Linked DNA regions of Homo sapiens: region 2 is linked to region 1. The links are chromatin loops, found by intact Hi-C in ENCODE. Cell type or tissue: HCT116. All regions are shown on one strand.

Region 1 (8,000 bases):
TCCTGAGTCGCGGGTGGGAACTTGTGACCCTTCCCTATCACAGATCGGTGAGGGTGACTCTCGGCTCTCCCGGGCTCTCTTTCTTCGTAACCACAGAGCGCCGGCTTTCCATCTGTCCCCTCGCCCCTCTTCCCTGCTCCCAGCCCAGATATGTCCTCGAATTATAGACTTACATCCCCAACGACTTTGGCCATGTGTCCGATACCTCGGACTTAATATGTCCAGAACTGAATCCAGTCTCCCTCACACCCAGGCTTGCTCCATGCAGGCCTCCCCCATCCGCATTCTTTCCTTCACTCAAACCTCGGAGTCATCCTTGCTTGGAGCATTCCCTTCCTTCCCATGCCACAGCACAGCCCGTCTTGTCAACGCTGCTGCTGGCTCTACTTTCAAAACACACCCAGAACCCAGCTGCTTCTTGCCACTTCCATGTTTTGTCCCCTCTATTTCCTTCATTTCCTCGACAGTCTCAGCAGGTCTCCCAGGCGCCCCCGTGTCCCCTCAGCCTGTCTTAGAGCAGGAACCAGAGCGGTCCTGTTAAACACAGGTCGGAGGGGTGTTTTCCTGTGCTCAGACTCTCCAAGCCGTCCCCCTTCACCGTGAGTAAGAGTGGGGAGCTGGCACTGGCCCGCAGGGCTCCAGCGTCCCTGCCCTGACCCCGCTTCCCCCTCTAGCCCCATTCCTTCTCCCTCCACTCGCCCCACGTCGTTCTGCCGTCACGCTGGTCTCTGGATATTCACGGAGCATTCGCACATTCCAGTCCCGGAGCCTATACCCGCTGTGGCCTCTGCCCCAGTGCTGTCCTCTGTGTGTCCGCGGGGCTCACTCCTCAGCTCTCCCAGCCTTCACTTAGGTCACCTTCTCCGTGAGGCCTTCCTGGGTCTCTCCAACTGAACAATGGCACCGTCCCTTCACACTCTGGCCCCTCGCTCGGGCTCCCCTCACCCCCATGGAATGTGCCATACCTGTCTTCATTTCTCTTGCGGTCTGCTCCTCCACCAGAACGCAAGCTCCCTAAGAGCAGCGCTTTCAGACGTTTTGTTCACTGCTGCCTCCCCAGTGCCTGTTAACGGCCTGGCATACAGTTAGGTGCTCAGTAAGTCTTTTTTGAAAGGAGAGAGAGAAAACGCACAATTGTGCATGCACACGGGGTAGCCATATAAAATGGGCTCTTACTACGGATTGTGGTTAAAAGAAAAATCTGAAAGCCCTGCCTCAACTGAAACCTACCCCGCCTGCTTCTCCTCATCTTCATTTCTGCGCAGAGCTCCAGACTTCCCATATGGGATCCACAAACCTCCTCGCTCTTCATCTTCTAGGGACAGCCTTTTGCCGCCAGGCTCCAACAGAAGCTGAGATGTCTCCTGGGGGCCCTGCTGTGGTCTGGAATGGAGAAGACCCTTCCACGCTGGGAGGAGGGGCTGGTTTCCTTCCTCGTTTTCACGCCTGTTCTGAGGTTTTCTTTCCTCCCTCTTGCAACAGCCCAGGCTTGTTTCCAGCTCGCGCCGCCCTCAGCCCACCTCGCTCCTTCCCTCTTCCAGCCTGCACCCTCCCCTGCCCGCCACGCTCTCGGGGGTCATCGCTGGGCGGGTTGCTGTTTGTTGACCTCCCCCTTCCAGGGCACTTTCTTCACACACCTGTCATTCACTGTCCTGAGGGAGAGTTTTTGTCACCACTGGGCAGAAACATCTCTGAAATCTCGGCTGCAGATAACTGCTTTCCAATCACAGCGATCCTTTCATCCGAGTTGCAGAAATATCCTCTATGGCCATAACTTCTTACCTCAACTCTTCCACTCACGAAGTCACCACTTTCTTACTAAGAGTGGCCTTTTCTTGGTTCCCTGGCTGGCATTCGATGCCAGTGCTGCCAACTTCACTGCTTCCACCGGCTCCACAGCTGCCTGGCACGCCCAGCCCCTCGGGGTTTGCTGGCTCGGGGCGTCCCCTTCATTGTAGTTCAGGGCCCCTTCAGTGCACATTTAGGGTGAGCCGGTGTGTTAAGCCACACCACACTGACTTTGGGAGATGGGCCGATGCTGGCCTTAGACTGCAGGGACTGCGTTGAGACTTTTCTGGAAACATATAGGTGTGCCTGCATGGAGACTTTTCTGGAAAGCCATCCTGGAAGTGGCCATTTGGAAAGCAGGCAAGCCTTGACCCTTGGGAAAGGTGGGACTTCCTCTCCCCGGGCCCAGGGAGTGGGAGGGGAGAGGATTGGCCTGTGGCTTTGTGGAATTTGGTGTTTTCCCACGGGGGGAGATGGTAGTTGCAGAGCCTGGGAGGTTCCTTTAGCTTCAAGGGGACTTGTCTGTGTCCAGGCCCTCTCTCAAGCACAAGAGAAAGGTGACGATGCAGGATCCTTCCCTCAGGTGACACCCTCTCAGCTCAGCCACCAGAGTTCATGGCCAGCCTTGGTTGCGGGTGTGGGTCTGAAGAGTGGATCATGAAAAGCTGGTGGTTCTCCTGAAGGGAAACCCTCGAAACTTCTTTCTCACCCTCTGAGGAGTTGGTGGAAATATCTCAGGCCTCCGCTTGGGAAGAACGTGGAGCAGGGCTGGTGCCGCCGCAGAGACCAGCAAGCCGGGCTTGGTTCTGCAGGAATGAGTCTGAGGCACTTGCGGGTCCTGCTCTCTCAGCGGGGGCGATGGAGGAAGCCACCCTGCCATGTCCTTGTATTTAGAGAAGGGGCTCTGGGGAAAGCGACGTGGTGCTTGACTACTTCATCATCAGATTAGGAAGATATCTGGGGCCTTAATTTGGATAACTGGGTCAAGATTATACAACAATTATGGTTATATGCAAATTCTGTTGCTTTAAAAATAGGAATCACCTTATTTAATTATTTTAGGATCACAAAGCTTCCGTCCTCCAAGAATGACCACACGGTGGACATTTCAGGAGCCTTGGAGAGCCACACCTCTAATTCCCCCATCACCCTGAACGTGCAGCTTGCCATCCTTCTGTTTTTGTCTGTAAACTGGTGGCTATTGTCCTAAATCATTTTTCTTAGGGAATTTTCCGTAACATCAACCCCAATATTTTAACAATTGTGGCGTGTTTGGGATGGGGATCCCAAGCATTTCATCAGATTCAAGCATTTCCTATACTTGGAGCTTTTTTCTTTTTGGTTTCTAAAACTAGGTAAATAAGTGTATTTGGTTTCCTAACCTCCAAAGCCTTACTGATTTAATTTTTGCTAAATGGCACTGCTGAATTTTAATGTACACAACAGAGGGTCCTTGGAGGAACCGGTGTCACTCCACTCCAGGGGCCCCTTTCTCATTGAATTTTAGATGGTGCAGAAGGAATTGGGCTAGCGCCTTTCCTAGGAAGCCATGGGAAGATTTAGCACTCCAAAAAATTGTTTTAATTCAGCACCTCCAACAACCTGTCCCCGGACTCTTGTTTTTCTTAGTGCTAAACTATAACCACCTAGAACACACGCTTTTCACATTCTGAATAGTAACTTGAAGGCTGGTGATTCTGAATAGTAACTTGAAGGCTGGTGAACCATTAAATTCAACTGTTGTAAAATCTGATCCTGCCACGAGGTGGCAGTGTGGTCTTGTGTCTTGAGGCTTTCTGCACGATGGAAAACCCAAGTTGGTTTACACTGTCTGTACTGATAGACATTTAGTACAGACAGTATAAACCAATTCCTTTCAAAAACCCACATCTCAAACAAAATCAAACTATTAAGTTTTTAGTGCAAACTGTAATTGCAGGCTGAAGGAAGCTTTCTTTTTGATTCTAAGGATAGATATAAAACTTCTCCACTCTCCCTTAGAAGATATAAGAGTTTGTTTTTCCAGTAGAAAATTAGGCTAATTACAGTGATAATGTGGGTAAGCTTTTGTGGTATCTTTGATGAAAATATATAGTAGAATAATACCTTTAATTTCATTACTAACTTTCATCTGTGTGACTTACTTTGTTGAAAGCATTAATTTTTTATAATGTCTTATAATTACAGAAGGCATTATGTGTTTTTCTTTACCTGATCCTTCCCTCAAATGTTGAATAACTTTTTGATTTCATGATTAAATTCTGGGTTCTATGTACATCTCTCTTACCACACCCCCAACATGTTAACATGTAAATAGCCTATCTTGTCCACCCATTGTCAACTGGAAGCTCTGACTGAGGGGAAAGCAAGCTTGAATAAGGGCTTAAAAAAACAGTAATTTAAAAAGCAAAAAAGTCCTAACTTTTTTATTGCTGAAAATGTTAAGACACAATTGTCTTTGAGTTTACTGTTTTGGAACTCTAATGAGGGCCATCTCATTAACTTGAATGCTTTTGAACTCAGTTTAGCTTTAACGCGTGTGCTCTCAGGCAGGCAGGCAGGCAGGCGTGTTCCTCTGGTATTGCAAACATCTGTTTGGAATGGATCTAAATTCACATACACCATGCCTGTGCATTCAACATACCACCCTACCTAAGAGCTAAGGATGAAGAAGATGGTTATCTTTGACAAAAATCATAATTCCTGAGTGTCTCCATTGCACTTGGTGAAAATGTCACTTGGTCTGGGCCAGGTGACAGCCATGGGGTTAGACCAAGGGGCCAGGCCATGGATTAGAGCAGGCCTCAGACCCAGAGCTTGATCAAGGGGGGAATCACCCACAAACGAATGAACGCCTACTCTGTGGCTGTCAGTTTACTTACATTGGCTCCTGCAATCCCTCCAACAGGCCCATATCTCCCCTTTCCACAGAGGAAAAAGGTTTACCAGGTATGGTTGGCAGAACAAGGGGCCCCCAAAGATATCCACACCCTAATCCCCGGAACCTGTGAATACGTTAGATTACACAGCAAAGGGGAATTAAGGTTGCCCATATAATTAAGGTTGCTAATCCAATGACTTTCAGGTAGGGAGATTATTCTGGGTTATCCTGGTGGGTCCAATGTAATCATAAGAGTTTCTATGGCTGGAAAGGTGAGAACCAAAGAGATGGCAGCATGAAAAGGCCTCAGCCAGATGCTGCTGGCTTTGAAGATGGAGGAAAGGGCTTGAATAAGGGCTTAGAAGCCAAGGAATGTGGTGGCCTCAGGAAGCTGGAAAAGACATAAAATAGATTCTCTTGTAGAGCCTCTAGAAGGCGTACCGCCCTGCTGACACCTTGATTTTAACCAGTGAGACCCATTTGACTTCTGACCTCTAGACTTGCAAGAATGAATTTGTGCTGTGTAAGTCACTACATTCGTGGTAATTTGTTATGGCAGCAATTGGAAACTGACACACTGGTGCTCTATATTGTGGGTTACACAGGCGGCGTGGGGTGATTCCAGACTTAAATCATAGCTCACATGACTGAGAAAATGTTATTTCTTTGTTTCATGGATAAAGTGATATTTCTCACCTGCTAGGTAGAGGATGAGAGGAAAATCATTTTTAGTTCTGTTTGATATGAAATTTAGTCTTAATCCAATAATTAAAAAAAATCCCTTCAGGGAATGCTGTGTTTTTATTTTTAATAACCGTTCATTGTTTTAACTTCCTCCTTAATCACCTGCTCTGTTCTCATGGAGTGTGTGTGTCAGGTGACTCAGTGGCTGTGGGATTGGGGGGTCTCTGGTTCTCATCCAGCTCTGAGGCTCCCTGTCACCCCCTCATGTGTGTGGGTGGCCTCAGGGAAGGATTTTGCATAGAATGGGACTGAAGCGGGTGGGGCCTCAGGGAGTGGTTTTGCACAGGGTGGAGCCATGATGAGCTGGGCTTTGGGGTGCCTGCTGCTTCCTGCATTCCTGTGGGCAGGCCCAGTCTACACCGACATCGGGAGACCTTCGTGCCTGGTGTCCATTTCCCCAACTCTATAGACTTCTCCCCTCCTGGGTCTGCTGCCTGGAGTCCAGTCACCCTGGGTCCCCTCATTTCCCAGTCCAGCTCCCTGGTGCAGTCTGTGGTATAGCCCTCTCCTCCCTAATTAATTCCTCTTCTAGTCATAATGACCATCGAGGAGTGGCATGGAATTAAAGTCTCTGACTTTGGTTCTTTAGAAGCTGAAGAAAATTACAATTGTTTCAATATCTAAGCCTGTTTTTCAGCCCTCTTGTCCTGTGAAGGGGCTAAGTACCTTCCCTCTGTTGTCCCAGGGCCATAAGTATGGAGACCACAAAAGGCATATGTTTTATAGGGGGCTGTTAAGATGCATACTTTCCTGTTTGCTGTACATGGCTGTTTAGCAGAAGCTGCGCTGGGATTGGAGCCTCGGTCTCTGTCCTCAAAGCCCACATTCTCACCTACTACAACACCTTGGCAGGCTGCAGGTGGACAGAGGCTGTTAAGTTTCCAGGTAAGGAAATCTGGTCCTAAGGCCAGCATCTGGGAGGAGAAGGACGGTGTCTCCCTTTGGCATGATCTACCAGGAAGATGGAAATTACTACCATTCTCCAAAAGCGGCTCATTCTGCCAGAAGCTGTCTACATTAGAAGGGAGAACAAACTTGGAGGTGGAGTTGGAGGGGTGCAGCATTGGGAATGTCTGCTTCTCATTAGGTTGTGTGTGTGGGAGAGAGGGGCTAGGTGGAGTTCATTAGCATCATTAGGTAGTTGTCCTGGACTTTCCCCAGTGGGAAGGAATGAGGCCTCAGGGCACTTTCAATTAAAAAATCTGATTTTATGTCTTTGGGAAATAGTTTTATGTTTATTTCTTAACATACCATTTTCTAATGAAGCTATTTGACTTCTAAGAGAACACTTTTTATTGACTATAAAGAATAAAACAATCTTGTGATGTTGAAACCATGTTCCACAAATTCAGTATGGAGTCATCTGTCAAGAATAAACAAACCAACCAAAACCACCATACAGCTTATTCCAGAGTAAAATGTGATTTTTAAGACTTTTACTGCTCAGCACAGAGGTATTCTGGAAGTCCAAGCAGACATTACAATGGATTTGTACATGCAAAGTTGGAATAGGGTATTTCATGTGTCATAGGCCTTCCTGGAGCGGTAGCACTACTGCTCTTGCCTTACCCAAGATCCATTCTTCTTTCCTTCTTCACGGATGGAACCCTGCTTTTGTTTGGGGTAGCACTGTGCCCTACTAAAAAATTACATTTCTTGGCATCCTTTGTAGTTGGGGGAAGGTCATGTGATACTCTTCTGAACAATCAGAAGTGAAAGACTGCTGGAAATTTCTGGGAAGTTGTACTTTCCTATTTTGGCATCTACTACTTTCTCCTTGTGTTACTTTCCTCTTCTCCAGATTGAAAGGTGAATTTGATTGGCTTTATGTCTTCAAGTTTATTCTTAAAACCGTGAACTAAAGACTGAGAAAATTACAGAATTCTCAGCCCTGACACTTTTGAGCTGCTGGACTAATACTAATTGTCTGGATTTCATGTGGCATGAGAGAAAAATAATAGCCCTAATTTATTCAAGTGACTCATGATCAAATTTTCAGTACTCCTAATTTATATTTGACATTTCACCAATATAAATATAATTACACTTCTTGTATTTTTCTTACTAAAATGCTTCAGCTGCCACATGCCCATGTTTGCAGGAAGCCCAGGCTCTCTGTCTCGAGGCCTCTTCTGTCACTCCTCCCACCCCTCACGATGACCAAAGGTTTTCATTCTACCTCGAACTCCAGGTGGATGGATAGTTGGAAACCCTGACTGCCCACTAGCAGAGCCTATTGCCCACCACAGGATGTTCTTGGAAAAACCTTGAGCAGTCTTGTGCTTCCTAAACTGTGGTTGGCACAGCCTTTTCTTTAAAAGAAATTTTATCTGGAAATGTTATTACTTCACCTTCATTCTTGAAGGATATTTTGTTGGGCACACAATTCTAGGTTTTCAGTTATTTTTTTTCAGCCCTTTAAAGATATCATTCCATTGTCTTTGGGCTCCACTGTTTCTATGAATAGTCAGCTGTCAGTTTATTTGTTGCTCCTTTAAGGAATTTGTCTATTATTCTCAGGCTTTTAAAAGATGGCCTCTTTGTCTTTGGTTTTCAGCAGTTTTAATACAAAGGAGGTGTGGGACTT
Region 2 (8,000 bases), 1.1 Mb after region 1:
AGTTTGTGTTATGCGATAAATTTGGAGAAAGTATCATTAAAATCATAATAAAATTGAATTACTTTGATATCTCCTTGATACTGAATTATTCTCCTCATGGGTAAGTATCTGCATGCCAAACCAGGTCACACACTGACAGTTGTTATGTCCTGTGATTGAGAGTGATGTGTTAAAATCCCGTAATTATATTGCAATAGATATAAACTCCACGTGGACCCAGGCACTTCATACTTGCAGTCAGAATTTTTTTTTCTTATTTGTGTGCGTGTGTTTGCATGTGTGTGTGTGACAGAGCGAGACTCTGTCGCCCAGGTTGGAGTGCAATGGCACGATCTCGGCTCACTGCAACCTCCACCTCTGGGTTCAAGTGAGTCTCCTGGCTCAGCCTCCTGAGTAGCTGGGATTACAGACACCCACCACTGCACCTGGCTAATTTTTGTATTTTTGTAGTAGAGACGGGGTTTCACCATGTCGGCCAGTCAGAACTTTTTAAAGCATCCTTCGCCTCTAGCTTATAAAACAGAAAAGTACAGTATGGAATTCGTTTTGCAACACTTATTACAGAGAAAGTTATATGTTTACCCCAACAGTGTATTATCCCAACTTAAAAGATGTATCCTAGAAATTGTATGCCACGTAAGAGGAGAGAAGAAACAGAAATGAAAACGTTTATTGTTAATGTATTGGTCAGTTTGCAAACAAGCTAAACTAAAAAATAATTATTGAGCTCCAATTCTATGTTCTATGAAATAAATTGGAAGAAAAATACAATTCAGTTCAACACAATTCACACTTATTTTTTAAAATTCTGAGCAATTAGAGTAGATTGTAAGTCCTAAATTGTGAAATATGGACTTTATGTCCTATAGGGGTTCAGAAGAGAGAGATTATTATGGATTGGAATGAGAGGGAACTTCATAAAAGAAGCTAACCTACTCTGCCATTTCTGAAAGCACTCTCCCTGTTTCCAGCCCTCTTTCCAGAAGACCACTTTGCTGTTAAACACATATGAAATGACAGGCCTGTGACTCCGGCAGTCTGTTTGACTTGGTGCCTAACTGAAGAAAAACAAAGAAAAGCCTGCTGACCTTTGTGGATTTCTTCCAGAATTATGATTCTATGTCAAAGTAACAGGGGCTATAATATGCAAAGTTTTCTTAATGTTTCCATCCATATAGGTTTGTTAGGCACTTAAATAATTTCTGCAAACGAATTTTCCTTTCCAAGTTTGTCTCCATATCAAAAACACTTCTGGACCAAATAAGACTCTGAGTAAGAACCTGAATACCCCATTGCCACACACTTGTATGCATTTATGTCCACCTGGACTTCTGAGTTAAACAACAGTAGGTGAGATGTAAGATAAGAAGGAGGAAGTCACACTTGTTTTTCATTGGCTCAAAACATTGTAAAAGATACTCTGCACACTTTAAGAGAACTCTAGTAAAATTACAGTCTTTATAACCTTTCTCATTTTCTCTAGGTCCTAGTCACCAGAACCACTATACAGTAACACAGCCATAAAAATCATACCACCCGTTCACATATAATTCATCATATTCTGCTTGGATAATGTAAATTGCTTGCAAGAAAAAGCCACAAATCTTTAAACTGCTTAGCTGAGCAATATTATTTCTAAGTTGTATTTTCCTTCCTTAATTTTTAACTCAAACTTACTCAATGACAGGAAATTAAAAGGTAACCATTCCCATGCCAAGTGTAAGCCGGAGGCCCTTATTTAAGAATCTCCACCCATTCCAAAAGTTTTAGGTACAATGCAGTTTCTTGTGCTCATTCATCATTTTCCAACACCCATTGAGATATGGGAGGCAGTACTCCTCCTGCAAACCCCTGGATGAAGACTGAATGTATCTATGACCTGTGAACACCCCACAGTGCAGCTGAGGAGCAGCATGTAGTCAGGAAAGAGCATTCCATCAGAGCCCAGAAACGTGGCTTCCTCTACTGGCCCTACCACTTGCTTAATAAGTGTTCTTGGGTAAATTATGTATCTTCTCAACATTTCAATTTCTGCATTGATTAAATGTATAATACATGCATACATACAAATAAAATTAGCTCTATACAACCTATAGGTATAACGGTGAGACACAAATTAGATAACATATGAAACTTAAAAAATCTATAAAGGGCTATGCTTGAATTTTCCAATGTTTCCAACCTCTTTAAGATAAAAAAGAAGACAGTAAGAATCATGATTTTGAAACCACTGTAGCTTTGACTAGACATAGGTGGATAGGTGTTTGATATATCCTTACGCAAAATAACTGGGCAAAAGATATTGTTTAGGATATGTGTCTAATTCACAAAATTAGTCTTAACAACCAAGCTCAGGCAGTCTGTAAGATCCCAGGCTGAAAATAAAACAAAAGGGAACAGAAAGGAAGGGAAAGGAAAGAACAGAACGAATACAACCTCTATAGCTTAAAGTAATACATAGAAATTCATTAGCATGGTCTGCATGCATAAAATCCCTCCCGCAATGCTGGGCTCAACAAGCGATTGGGTGACAGCAGCACACTCTTTGCAGAAGATAACACACATGCATTGACTTTAATTTTGCAGACAAATGGAACATTCTGTAGGCAGAAAGGGGAAAAACAGACAAATGGAACATTCTATAGGCAGAAAGGGCGGAAAAAAGCTATTGCAGGCTCCAAGATATTAGAGACATCGTTTGAACAGATTTCTTCTTAAACTAGCCTGCTTTGGCGAATGTTTTTATTATGCTCCATTTTCTGGTTTTACGTCACAGAACAGTGGTGCTCTCCTGTCAAACATTCAAGCAAATATCCTGAATACTCCTTTCTCACTCTCCTCTAACTGACATATATATAACTATATGTGTCATATAACTAACATATATATATGATCCACATGTAATAGATCCAACTTAAGAAGTGAGGTTATATAGGTCAATGGGATGACATATATTATCCTATATCTTTATTGGTTGATTGGATGATTATATATGTCATCCTATTAACCTATATAACTTCACTTCTTAAGTTGAATCTATTTTAAATAGGCACACACACACACACACACACACACACAAAATTTCTTCCCCTTTTCATCACCACTCTCAGAATTAAAAACTAGCAAAATAAGCTAAAATACTTGATATTTTAAGATCCCTTCAAGGATTTAGCTTCCTGATGCATTCTTACGAAAAGGAAATACAACTGCATTAACCTCTCCAACCCTCCCCACCCCGTATAGACACACAGACTCTGCTTTTTAAATGAGAGCTATACAAGTTGGAACAGCCTTGGATAAACTGTAGTCCAGAAAGTCAAATATACACCTCTACAGATGACATGAACCTGCTTTAACTTTTCAGGAAAAGCCTCAAAAATCATAGAGTTCTTGTTGGCTAAATACCATCTGAAAAAAAAAAAAGGCTTCATATCAGCTATGTCAAACCAAAATCAGAATTTTCAGTAGTTGCTCTTCAACAAGTCCAGAAGAAGTCCATTCTCTTCCCTTTTAGAACAATACATTTTAGCTATTTCTTCTATTATTATTATTGACACCTTACGCTTACTCCTTTAGCACTGTTTCTAAATATAACCTCAGAATTAAATTTTGAACTCCTTGAGTTTAGAGACATTATTTTATTTATTTTTCTTTATATCTTAAGTCCTAACTAAGAAAATATCCAATAAAGGTTGAGGAGGTAATGACTAAATTGATCAGAACATAATCAGGGTTTTAACTGTCATCTTCACTATTGATAAGTAAAGCAATTCTGTGGTATAATTAAATTAGCTACATAAGGGGATGTTTTGTTGCTGTTTTTGAACAATAGCACAGAAGTACTTGGCTGGGAATGTGAATGTTACGTAATTTTCAGGATTGTATCATTCATATAGAAAATACATATTCTAATATGATCTATGTACCTGCATATTAGGTGCATTTGTACCCAGAGTAGAGACGTCTCTTTCTGAAATCATTCCTCCTATCTTTTGGTCCTCGTCCCCATAATTATCCTCAATGTGGGCGAAAAAAGTGTATTTTGGTTTCACATTAAGTCAGTTCTTAGTGCCACTTTTCTTCCCAATAAATTTGATTTTCATGAAGTTGGATTCCATTAGTCTCCTTTCTGAAAAACATTCTTACTTTTTCACAATTCAAACCTCAAATAACACTTAAAATAAAAGATCAGTTAAAATTATTTTAATTTTTCTAGAAAAATTAGGAATGAGGCCAATTAAATGGGGTGAGTGGGAATGGTCCGAAAGTCCTTGAAATGCCACATTGAACTGTTTTCTACAAAACAGCTCCCTCTGGTGGAAGCAGAACCCTTTCTCTGGGTGAGACCAGGCACACAACCTGGAAAGTTAGGGCATCCTCTGAAAACGGACAGTCCAAGGCAGGTGGGAGAAAAGACGAATTCTAAAACCCGAACTATGAAATGGTTTGTCTTCAAATTAAACTGTTCTCATCACTGCCCAAAAGTTTTTGGAATAATCTGCCAGGGAACCCTAAACAGTCATGTATTAATATCTGCAAAATATGCAAAATTCAAAGTTCAGAGAAGCTGCCCTCCAGCTGCTAAGTAGATGGGACTACATAATTCACAAGTTCCCAAATTTAATCAAGAGCCCTAAGGATAAAGAGAAAGAGAAATTAAACACCGAGCTCAGAAGCTGTGAAAGTCTGTGCAGATTGGAGGAAAGAGTGGCCTTGGAAGTTCAGCCTCGAGTTCATGAATAGACAAAGGCATGATTTCAAAGCAAAAACAGCCCTATAGAATCCATCCTGTACTCCACACAGTCACTTTCATTGTTTGTAAAGGTCAGTGGGTTTTTATACTAAATAGCTGGAACTGAAGGACATCATGATGTTACTCATTGTTTATTTTACCATATTATCTCTCCACATCTGTGGTCTTTTGTGTTTACACTACATTTTTTCATCATTTTTCTACGATGTCAATTTGTATGGTTCTTCTTAATGTAAAAAAAATACAAACTATTGCTGCTTAACGACAACTTATAAAAATGTAAATGAATGTAAATGCTATACAAATTTGGAAAATTGAGTAAAACCCAACAAGGAACCTACTTACTACCTCTTTATTGAAATCTCCAGCAGAGTAACATCCATTCATTCAGTATCTATATTACCACTTAGGGCAAAATGCAGTGGCATTGAAAACTATCTCTAGGACTGAGCAGAAAGAGTGACAGTGACTCTTCTCCATGACTGCCATGCCCCAGGTATCTCTGTCTAGATGACCATCTTCTCTGAGCTCCTGGTTGGCTAGCGTCTTCTATCCATCATTTCTATTTCAGATTACTTGCTGAAGGCCAAATCATCTCTCTGGTAAAAATGCTGCCTCTCAGCAGTGTTCTGGGGAGAGACAATATGGAGTACCTTCTAGTCATCTCCTCTAAGGATGATCAAATATACTTTCATTGAGGTCACACAAGGAAAAGCCTGCCTCTGCCAATGAAAAACACTAAGAAATCCGCCTGTAAAGATGACTTCTCAGAGGACAGACCCTGGATCTGAGATCTAGCCCTCGTCCCCACAGTCTCAGGAGGAGGGCTGCTATGAGGAGCCAGGAGCAGCTGTCACAGCTCAGTCACACAGGGTCAGATCCCACCCCACCCACGCAGGCCTGCAGGCTGGGGATGGCCATGTGCACTTCATACACACAGTCCTCTCTGACCCTTGTGTGGCCACATTTTAGATAGCTAGTGTGGGAAGAGGAAGTTTGACTACTTCATCAATCAAAACAGTGAATGAATAAACATCACCAGTGACCAGTGTCGGTTTCTTGTCTGCAAAACAATGATGCCCTGAGATAATGCTGTCTGAGCTAGACTCGCTGTGGTGGGAGGCAGGGTGGAAAGCTGAGGTTAGAGAACAGGGTGACCTGTCCACAGATGTGGACTCTTTCCATCCTACATGCTACTGCATCTCAGTGCCTGAGAGGAGGCTACCCATTAGAAAGGCAATCGTCATTGTCACCAGATGGGCATGCTTGGTCTCAGATTTGCTCAGATGTCATACACCTTTGGGGGGCAGGAAAAGAAATGCCAGAAATAAAATCCATAGCACATTAAGTAGATTGTAAAATGTCAGTATGTAACTCAAGCTAATAAAATAATTCAGGGATGCTAATCAACCTTCCAAGTTGAATTAAATTTATGGTTAAATGAGATACAGAAAATACTTCTTCAAAGAAGAATCTGAGGATAATTATTGGTTTTATCAGTAATTTGGTTCTAAAGACAAAAATATATTATCCAAAAAAATTGTTTGGCCATAGAAAGGAGGGGTACTCCAGATACAAGTCTAATTGGCTAACCATAATCCCAGCCTGATCAAATTTCTAGTATGTTTTGTTGTTAACGTATGATGTCTGTATAAATGAACACTTGGTAGAGTAGATCAACTTTTGCATTAAATTGAAGACTGGAGTCTACAAATGCTTATCTTATGGAGCCCAAACTGAGCCAAGCAAATGGTGATTTGAAAAAAGAGGAAATATCTCCTCCCTTTAAACGCACACACACACACACACACACACACACACTCACAGAACATATATGTATGATTATTAGGGTTACCAGATTAGACAATAAAATACAGCACATACATTTAAATTTCAACTTCAAATACAAATGAATAATTCAATATTTTGGTATAAATGTCCCACGTATTAGTATGCTAAAAATTACTTGTTGTATGTCTGAAATTCAAACAATTTATCTGGCAATCATAACTACAACACAAACACATGTAATAACAGGTGTGTGTAGACTGTAGTAATTTTTATGTTAATTTTGGAGATTTTTTCTCTGTAGGAGAGAGAGAGGTTGAGAGAGCAAGAGAGAGACAACAAATCTATCAGTATAACAAGAACTGAGAGTAAGAAAAGAATCATGAAATCTACTGGAAAAAAGTATCCATATTATCCCTAAACACATATACTTCCCAAAATACACAGAGAGCTTACTGATTTTTTTTTTTCTTGAGACCGAGTCTTGCTCTGTTGCCCAGGCTCATTGCAACCTCCGCCTCCCGGGTTCAAGCAATTCTTCTGCCTCAGCCTCCTGAGTAGCTGAGACCATAGGCACGTGCCATCATGCCTGGCTGATTTTTTTGTATTTTTAGTAGAGACAGGGGGTTTCGTCATGTTTGCCCGGCTGGTCATGAACTCCTGACCTCAGGTGATCCACCTGCCTTGGCCTCCAAAAGTGCAGGGATTACAGGTTGAGCCACCGTGTCTGGCTGGTATTTTTAAAAAGAATACCATTGTAAGTAAAAATGATCTTATCAGTATGTTAGTACTGACATTTCCCAAGATTTATGCTATTATTCCTTTCATGCATTTTAATAAAGTAGGATACTTTAGAATCCAAAATTGAGATAAAAAAATTTTGAGGAAAATTTTCTTTGTGTTTGTGTATACTAATATACTATATATATATATACACACACACACTAATATAATATATATTATACATAAAATATATATTTAAATAATACTACCTCAGGAAATTGTTGTATTATAACAAATAAAGTCTTTTCAAAATGTGGAAACAAATATTATTAATAATAACTTAAGCATTGAAAATAAAACACAAGTACAAGTTTCTTTCACACCCGCTTCTTTGCACCTGTAAGGATAACACTCAACTAACACAGTACGGCACTTTGAGATGCAGACTGAGTCTTAAGTTTAAAGTTCCAGGCCTTCTAAAAAACATTTCAGAAAAGTTACCACTAATTGTGAATCAAATACAGAGAATACTTCACTAAAGAGGAAGCTGTAGCCATTTTATAGAGGCTTTCCTAGGCCACACTATTTTCAAAGATAGGAATACATAACCACCTTAAAGAAATGTGTTGCAAAAAGTATGATGGTCGTACTTTCCTTTTTCAAGCCTCTGTGTCACTACAAACCTAACCCTCACATTCTACTGTGAAATCTATACAGTTGATTCTTGTTATTCATG

Evidence for each region. A loop is a pair of places that touch in the nucleus more often than their neighbours do. Peaks named below come from ENCODE experiments on the same cell type or tissue, not always from the same donor. Only the 100,000 strongest peaks of a DNase experiment are listed, where the experiment ranks them.
Region 2: a loop joins it to region 1, with 16 times the contacts of the local background. A loop is called at or near these places in 10 of 110 quality-filtered maps.

The regions. Positions count from the first base shown.
Region 1 is chr18:9,967,961-9,975,960 of GRCh38, forward strand. No RefSeq gene overlaps it. Among named protein-coding and RNA genes, the nearest start is that of VAPA, 58 kb to the left of the region's middle. In HCT116, a CTCF peak has its summit at 3,568 (motif pointing right); DNase peaks (open chromatin) are centred at 3,581 and 7,861.
Region 2 is chr18:11,036,699-11,044,698 of GRCh38, forward strand. All of the region lies in intron 2 of PIEZO2 (piezo type mechanosensitive ion channel component 2), which reads right to left. Among named protein-coding and RNA genes, the nearest start is that of PIEZO2, 110 kb to the right of the region's middle. In HCT116, a CTCF peak has its summit at 4,331 (motif pointing left); a DNase peak (open chromatin) is centred at 4,333; H3K27me3 peaks cover 1,526 bases.